2 separate regions of the Homo sapiens genome follow, and region 1 is linked to region 2. A link is an interaction called in ENCODE POLR2A ChIA-PET data of the cell type or tissue named here. Cell type or tissue: HepG2. All regions are shown on one strand. Each heading gives the region's core, and the rest is flanking DNA. Links, peaks and the distances in the headings are about the cores only. Region 1 holds the start of LINC02481 (long intergenic non-protein coding RNA 2481). Region 2 has its middle 16 kb from the start of TBC1D14.

Region 1 (4,335 bases), core at 336-4,335, 200 kb before region 2:
CGAGCCACTGCATTGGCCTGAAGGACATTAGCATGTTAGATGGGCATCTGCCAGGCCTGGGTCAGCACATGCAGGAAGGTGCTCTGAGTCCCCTATGCTTCAAAGCAGAGTGCTCTCCACCACAGGCAGTCCTGGACTTGGACCCAGTCTCCCCAGATTGTCAGGGGTTTTCTGGTACTCTGTCACCTGGAAGTCTTGACTCACAAAAGAAATCAACTCAACAGAGATGATGGTGTGGCCTTGAGGAAGGCCTTGAGTGAGAAGGCAGGAGTAGTGGGGACCCGCAGATCTGGGGGGCTGTGGAACATGGAACCCTGGCCCAAAAAAGGTGGTTGGAAGACACTATGCAACCTGCTGCATCTCCTTTGAGAAGGTGGGCTTTTTCTTTCTGTTCAGGCACTTTGCCAGCGTTTAATATTTCATGTCCATCACCAAAGCCACTCTACAGCAGCTCACAGGGGTGCAGAATCACAGACTTCCAGCTTTAGGAAATATCTAAATTCCTCATCCCGCTCTCTGTCCCCCACCATCCACATCCCCCTGACTCCCGCCACATGGAGCTGCTTCCCTATCCCACAGCTTCTGCCCCTGCTGCAATCTCTCCAGATGTGCCACACTCTGTCCCAGCTCCAGTCCCTGTCGCCCCTGTGAGAATGTCCTGAGACCGGAGCACACATCAGAATCCCCTGACAGGTTTCTCTGGCCCCTCTCCCAGCCTTCCCTGCAGTGGATGCCCTGCCTCAGGGTTGTTCTAGCTCAGGGGATGCCGGCCCTGCTGTTCTGGTGTAGCAGGAGGAGCCACAGACAAAACTCCTCAGACACTGGATTAAAGAAGGAAGAGGTTTATTCAGCCGGGAGCATCAGCAGACTTGCGTCTTAAGAGCCGAGCTCCCGGAAAAAGAAATTCTTGGCCCTTTTAAGGGCTTACACCTCTAAGGGGCCCACGTGAAAGGGTCATGATAAATCGAACAAGCATGGGGAACGTGACTGGGGGCTACATGAATCAGCTAACAGAACAGAAAATTTTGCAATGCTTTTTCCTACAATGTCTGGAATTTACAGATAATACAAGTAGTTTAAGTCAGGGGTCGATATTATTATTATTACTTTTTTTAACTACCAGGGCCAGGTGGTGGTGCCAAGGTCTTCTGGCTATTTATCTTACTTCTGTTTTTTTTTTTTTTTTTTCTAACTTTTTGCTTTCTCTCTTTCCTCCTGTCTTGTAAACTAGGCAAGGTCGGGGGAGGAGGGCAGCAAGAGTAGTAGTGGTCTCCTTCCTTACTGGGACCACGCTCTGAAGACCATTCATCCAAGCAAGCCCCTTTGTCTAGCAAACACCTTCTGCTCCTTCAAGTCTCATCTGAAGCACCACCTCCTCCAGGAAGCCTCCCTGACGTTCCTGCCTGGGTAGCCGCTCCATGGGGCTCCCACAGCACACCACTGTCACACTGCACTGTCACCATCCGCTGCTTCTCAATGTCCTTGACTGAACTGGTAGCTCCTCGAGGGACAGGATGAACCAGTCACACAGCTCCTCTCCAAAGAGCTCCCAGCAGAGAAGGCAGCTGGGAGCGAGGAAGGAGGGAGCAGCAGGTGCTTCGAGCGCCACTGGGTGGCCGACACCTGCCAGGCACCTCACACGCTCCGCTGCAGTTCATCCTGCACTTTACTTACCCTTGAGTCCCCCTATCTCTGATCATTGTCACTGGTTCCTAGGAAACTGACACTCGGGTCACAAAACTTGTCCAAGGTGTCACAGAACAAATAAAGGACAAAGCCAGGGACCAAACTAAAGTCAACCTCTGCCTTTCTACAATGCCAGGCTGCTCACCGTCAAGCAACTTGGCGGTGTCACCGAACTCTGCACCGGTGTACTGAGGTGAACAGCATCCCCCAAAATTCATGTCCTTCCCAGGACCTCAGAATCCAGCCTTCTTTGCAAATCAGATCATTGTGAAAGTTCTAAGTTAAAACGGGGTCATGCTGGGGTAGGGAGGGTCCTTAATTCAATATGACTTGTGTCCTTCTGAGACACAGAGGCACATGGGGGGCCAAGTGACAACAGAGGCAGCGATTGGAGTGCAGGGCCACAGGCGGAGGAAGGCCGCCAACCACCGGAGCTGGGGACGGGCAGGGAACAGAGTCCTGCTCTGAGGCCCCAGAAGGAGCAACCCTGATGACGCCTTCATTTCTGCCTTCTCGGCTCCAGAACCAAGAGGGAGCCCATTGCTGGTGTTTTCGGCCCTCCAGTTTGTGGTGATTTGTTCCACAGCCCCTAAAAAACAAATACTACCGGTTGGGAATACTCAGTCACCAGCAACAAGAATCCCCACAGCGTCTCCACGTGGCTGCACGTAGCCGAGGGAGATCACGCCCAGGATTCCTGCAGGAAGAAAGCAGACGGCTGAGAGCCTCCTCTTTGTATTCGGCAAGACCAGGCTCCGTAGCCCTCAGGGAAACATTCGACCACAACTGTGGTGTGTGGGCCCCGCTGTTTGCTAGAGAGCCTGAGAGATGAGTCATTGGTTTCTAGCCTGGAGAAAGACGCCTGCGAGGCGAGACTGTCAGGGTCTCTGCCGCCCTCCCCAGGAGCTGTGTCCCTGAGGTGAGACGCCACCCCTGCCCTCACAGCTACCCGGTGCATGACCCCTGTGTCCAGCCTGTCCCTGAGAAACTGATTTCCTCACCTCTCTCAGCCTCCTCCCTCATCAAATATTTGTCGGAGGCATTATCAAGGATCAAACCGGTTTGATCCAGTGCAGTGCAGGAAACGCGGGCAGGGTGGAGGGGCCTGGGCTTGTTGACCAAGTTCCTCGCTGTGAGCCTCGGTTTCCCCTTCTGCAAAGTGTGGAGATCTCATCAGGTGATGAGTGAGGCCCCTCCTCCTCCTTCAGTTTCCTGCTCCTGCCCAGGCCTCCGCCAGCTCCCAGTGTCCTTGGGCGAGTGCTGCGGGGACCCTGAACCGCACATGGCTGGGGGCTCCTCACCCTGCAGCCCCTCACTGCCTCACCGTGCACATCCGCGTCTCACACCAGCGGCCATGTGGGCCTCAAAAGGGCAAACCTGACGGTGCCTCTTGTGGCTGATAACTCTCCAGACCATTGACCTGGCACAACAGGATCACCTGGGAGGTGCTGGGCCAGCCCAGCCACTGAACGGGCAGCTCTGCCTGGGTGCGGCCCAGCAAGAGCTAGTTCTTAAAATCACCTAGGAGCTCGGACGTGTGGCTGGCTCTGCGAGGCCCAGAACTACAGGATCAAGCCCCTGAGGGGCCTTCCCTGGTTGGTGCCCTCCTCCCCCTCCAGCCCATCTCCACCCTGGACCCCCGCTGCCCATCCCAACTTCTTGATTCCCCAGAGCACTGACTGGTTGTTTGTGCCTTGTTCCTCACTGTCCCACATCCCAAGGCACCGACTCCTCCAAGCCTGCCTCCCACTCCACTCCCACTTCACTCTCCCCATGCCCTTCCCGGGCATGAGTTCCTCCACCCCCCAGCACAGGCCCCGCCCTCCTCCTGGCCTCTCTGCTTCTCCCCTTCCCAGTCACCTCTTCCTTGCCACCTCCTCCATGCACATGGCGCCCTCTGTGGCTGGTACTCCCTGACACCAGGATCCCAGCCTCGTTCATCGTGCATCCCCCAGCCCAGCACAGGGACTGGAGAGCTTGGATCAACTTACAGCTCCCACCTGCTTGGGCCGGTGCTGGATCCTGGGCTACACTCGAGGGGCCGTCTGTCGCATCTGCTGAGCACAGATGTCTGGAGAAGGCCCCATCTGATCCAGATTCCAGAGGACAGAGGAGTCACTTCCAGAGCTGTTCCCATGACACTCAGGACAGGCTGGGCAGGCCAAGCCTCACCTGCCCCACTGCATAGCTTGTGTTTTCCTGAAACCTCCTGATCCCCACCTGGGCCCGACTGACTGGGGATGTCTCCTGCCTGCCCATCTCCGTGGTGATAGGGCGGCCTTGCCGAAACAAGGCCACATCCTGGCCTTCCCGGGGGTTGACTGCTGGGCCCCTTCCTGTCAGCGGTTGCTCTTTACCCTGGTTAACATGTAGAAGCTCGTGGTTCGAGCTCTTCATCTGGCCTCTTTTTTTTTTTTTTTTTTTGAGACAGAGTCTGGCTGTCGCCCAGGATGGAGTGCAGTGGTGCGATCTCAGCTCACTGCAACCTCCACCTCCCAGGCTTAAACGATTCTCCTGCCTCAGCCTCCCGAGTAGCTGGGATTACAGGCACGCGCCACCATGCCTGGCTAATTTTTGTACTTTTAGTAGAGACAGGGTTTTGCATGTTGGCCAGGCTGGTCTCGAACTCCTGATCTGAAGTGATCCACC
Region 2 (4,383 bases), core at 305-4,304:
TCTTGTCACCCAGGCTGGAGTACAGTGGCATGATCTCAGCTCACCGCAACCTCCGCCTCCTGGGTTCAAGCGATTCTTCTGCCTCAGCCTCCTGAGTAGCCGGAATTGCAGGCATGTGCCACCACGCCTGGCTAATTTTTGTATTTTTAGTAGAGATGGGGTTTCTCCATATTGGTCAGGCTGGTCTCAAACTCCCGACCTCAGGTGACCCGCCTGCCTCGGCCTCCCAAAGTGCTAGGATTACAGGCATGAGCCACCGTGCCCAGCCTAAAGCAGGCATGTCTTACGTGGCCGGAGCAGGAGGAAGTGGGGGCAGGGGATGTGCCACACACTTTTCAACAACCGGCTGGCACTAGAACTCACTATTGCAGAGATGGCACCAAGCCACGAGGGATCCACCTCCATGACCCAAACGCCTCCCATCAGGCCCCACCTGCAAGATTGGGGATTACAATTCAACAAGAGATTTGGGCAGGAACAAAATGTCCAAACTCTATCATAGTCCAAGGGTTGTGTTACTAAGGTTTACTTTCAGCTTGTTGACTAGGCAGCAAGGAGTTCCATGGCCCAGTTTGAAAGTATTTAGAAGAATGAGGTAGTCACCGTAGCCCCTCTCCAGGGTTAGGCCCCAAGCTGTTACATACAGGGTTTGGAAACTTTTATTCAATAACATATATCAAGGACCTACTACGTACTAGGCCCTAACCCTGATGCTGGTAATACATTTTATTTTTCTGAATCAGTCACCCTCCCTCAGCTCTAGTTCTCTGGCAATGATAGCATCACAACTTCCTCTTTAACCTCTCCTAGATAAACTCCAGAGGGCCTCCCCAGCCTGCCTGCTGCACCCTCTTTCTCCACTTTTCAGGAGTTTGAGGGATTTGGGCTGAAGCCCCACTCTCTGCATGAGAAGATGTGTCATTATCTTGCCCCCAAATTCCCCAGCCTGGTGGCCCCCCAGGAGCCTCATGAAGTCAGCAGGCCGCTCCCGGCTCTGTCCTGACCAGCAGCGTGGGGCAGGGTGGGCAAGGAGGGAGGCACAGTCAGGGTTTATACACTCAGGGTGCAGCCCTTCCTGCAGAATAAGTGACGCGTTTCATCTGGAGGAGACACAGAAGGGTCCGTTTCCACCCCATGACTCTGCAGATGCGCCACTGACAGTGTGTGGTTTCCTTCTTGGCAGCGTCCAGCTCTCCGGCAAGTGGCTGCAGATCAAAGAAAGCAGCGGAAACCTCTAGGGGACACAGCCTCCCAGGGACTGTGAAGCTGAACAGGGCGTGGCGGGAGGAGCCCTGGCTGACAGAAATGCACCCCCTCCCCTTTTCCAGGGTCAAGCCCCACTCCCAGCCCTGTGGGAGGAGGGAGCAGGAAGAACCCAGTGTGTGGCGCCAGAGTGCCTGGCTCGAAATTAATCCTGGTTCCCACTGTGTGGCCTTCGGCAGGTCATTCGCCCTCTGCAAGCCACCCTTTTCTCCTCTGTAAAACTGGAGTTTTAGCACCCGGGACTGAGGGGCCTGGCACACATGGGTGCTCCACAGGTGCCAGTTTCTTCCTCGGTGCCCCCTAAAATCAGCTGCTCAAGCCATACCAGAAGTATGGTCTATCAGAATGTGAACTTCAGTGTCACAGCTGGGTTTGGCTGGGATGGGTATGGCGATGTGGGAAGAAACGAGAATAGAGGGATGGCTGGGGCACCTTGAATGCTTCCTGGCGGCATCTGGATTTCACCCTGGAGGCAGCAGGGGGCACAAAAACGTTGTAAGCAGGGGCACCATTTGTGTCCTGGGCAAGCAGTGGTCTCCGAGGTGAGGGATTTCAGAATCTGCTGGTGCATTCTGGGTACCACGGCTCACACCTGTAATCCCAGCACTTTGGGAGGCTGAGGCAGGAAGATCGCTTGAGCCCGCAAGTTGGAGAGCAGCCTGGGCAACATGGCAAAATCCCATCTCTACAAAAAATACAAAAAAATTTAGCTGAGCACGGTGGCACATGCCTGTAGTCCCAGCTACTTGGGAGGCTGAGGTACGAGGATCACCTGAGCCCAGAAAGTCAAGGCTGCAGTGAGCCGTGACAGACTCTGCACCCCAGCCTGGGGGACAGAGTGAGACCCTGTCTCTAAATAAATAAAAACAAAAAAACAAATCATGATAAAAAAAAAATACTGCCTGTTGAACAGGTCTGGGAAAAAAAATCCACTGATGCATAGCAGAGAATCTGCTAGAAATTCTGTAGCTTTTCAAAGAAGATCACCATGGTATTTTCTTCCTTCTCACAGTTGGATGAGCTCACTGTACAAATGTGAATGGAGCACTGGGCTGCTGACTGGGCATGGGTTTGGCCTGGTGCAGGGATGGCTGAGCTGGGGTCCTGTGCAGGCCACTGCCCTCCTCTGCCCTGAGTGTCCTTGTCTGGAGAAAATGGAGATCACCCACCCCAGCTCCAGCGTGGCAGTGAGTTTGGTTACTCATTCATGGAAGGGAAGGCCCTTTGTAACTGTACACGAGGAATTAGCAAAGTCATCGTTGCAATACACTGAAAAAAAAACCAGGTCTCACCACTGTGCAACCCTAACATAAACCACGTGCGGTATGTGGCCTTTGGACCCAGATTTAACAAACTGTAAAAAGACACTGTTAGAGAAACACTGGGCTAGCGGGAGATACTGAGGAATTGTCAGTGTTATTAGATATGCTGGCAGTATTATGACTACACTTCCAAAAAAGTCTTTCTTCTAGAGACATGTACAGAAGAAGCTGAAGTATCTTCATGTGAACTGACGTATCTGAGATATACTCTAAAGGAATCCAGGGAAATTTACAATAGGAAGAATATGGGGAGGAGGTGAGAAGAGCAGAATATTGATCACTGTTAGGGTAGGCCTCAGGGGTTCATTATACTGTTCTCTCTACTATGTATGTATTTGACATTTTCCATAATAAAACTTGTTTGAAAATATTTTTTTAAATGGCTTTCGAAGTCTAAGGCTGGAAGATCTCTTGAGGCTAGGAATTCGAGACCAGCCTGGGCAACATAGTGAGACTCCTATCTCTACAAAAGAAAACATTAGGCAGACATGGTGGCTCAGAAGGCTGAGGCAGGAAGATCGCTTGAGCCCAGGAGTTCAAGGCTTCAGTGAGCTATGATTGCACCACTGGACTCCAGTCTGGGTGACAGAGCAAGACCTTGTCTTAAAAAAAAAAAGAAAAAAGATTTTTAAAATGTTAGAGATGGAAATAGGTTTTCTGGCCAGCAATGGGGCATAATTCTAGAGACCCCAGGTAGAATCAGCAGGAAAAGTTGCAGCAGATGCTTGGATCTCATTCTCACCCCTCACAGCCTGGTGGCCGTCTAGGGGAGGGAGGAGGAGACAGGGACGTTGCTGGTACCCACTGCCTGGGAACCCCTGGTGAGTTCTCCAGGATCCCACAGCAATCCCCAGGCTGCGGGGTGCTGAGCACGCAAGGCAACCCCTCTCCCAGAGGCAGATGGACCGGGGAGGGTTCTCCATCAGTGCTTCCCAATAAAAGGCCTCCCGCTTCAGAGGGAGTGTAAACTCAGCATCCACGCCCCTCCCAGGGTTGCCGGACACCTTGCTGAACTTAACTTACCAGCTGGGCAGGTGTGGTAGAGGCACCTCTCCCACCGTTTCAGAGCTTGGGCCTCCCACCAGCCCCTGAGCTCCTGCGGAGAAGCAGCTGAGGGCTCCACGGATCTGCACGGGCCTCCTCTTGCCACCAGAGTCTCACTTCCCTGCGCCATCCTGTATCCGTTGGGGTGCAGCTTAGCACCTTTATGGATGACTTCCTCCTTGCCTGTCAAATTTGAAAATAAATGCCCGCCATCCATTTCTGATTGAGCCCCAACCTCAGTTAGCAATACCAGATCGTCTCATTAAAAAAAGAATTGGCTGGGTGTGGTGGCTCACGCCTGTAATCCCACCACTTTGGGACGCCGGGGCAGGCGGATTACTTAAGGTCAGGAGTACGAGACCAGCCTGGCCAACATGGTGAAATCCCATCTCCACTAAAAATACAAAAATTAGCTTGGCGTGGCGTACGCCTGTAGTCCCAGCTATGCGGGAGGCGAGGCAGGCGAATCACTTGCACCTAGAAGGCAGAGGTTGCACTGAGCCGAGATTGTACCATTGCACTCCAGCCTGGGCAACAGAGCAAGACTCTTAAAAAAAAGAAAAAAAAAGATAAAGAAAGGAAAAAGAAAAGAAAGGCCAGGCGCAGTGGCACATGCCTGTAATCTCAGCACTTTGGGAAGCCAAGACTGGCAGATCATCTGAGGTCAGGAGTTTGAGACCAGCCTGGCCAACATGGTGAAACCCCATCTCTACTAAAAATACAATAAAATTAGCTGGGCATGGTGGCGGGCGCC

What was found. Peaks named below come from ENCODE experiments on the same cell type or tissue, not always from the same donor. Only the 100,000 strongest peaks of a DNase experiment are listed, where the experiment ranks them.
Region 1: POLR2A ChIA-PET joins it to region 2 with 6 read pairs; 10 of 35 experiments call an interaction of 5 or more read pairs at or near these places.

Annotation. Positions count from the first base shown.
Region 1 is chr4:6,686,622-6,690,956 of GRCh38, forward strand. LINC02481 (long intergenic non-protein coding RNA 2481) reads right to left here and starts at 3,898. Exons shown (of 3, transcript NR_147207.1): 1 at 3,678-3,898; 2 at 2,688-2,838; 3 at 827-2,275. RefSeq lists enhancers at 1,968-3,167, 2,169-2,916. In HepG2, for the core only: CTCF peaks have their summits at 1,639, 2,335 and 3,577; DNase peaks (open chromatin) are centred at 1,670, 2,540, 3,540, 4,040 and 1 weaker place; H3K4me3 peaks cover 2,129 bases.
Region 2 is chr4:6,891,235-6,895,617 of GRCh38, forward strand. No RefSeq gene overlaps it. Among named protein-coding and RNA genes, the nearest start is that of TBC1D14, 16 kb to the right of the region's middle. RefSeq lists an enhancer at 1,384-1,940. In HepG2, for the core only: a CTCF peak has its summit at 1,381; DNase peaks (open chromatin) are centred at 1,327, 1,754 and 2,527; H3K4me3 peaks cover 1,641 bases.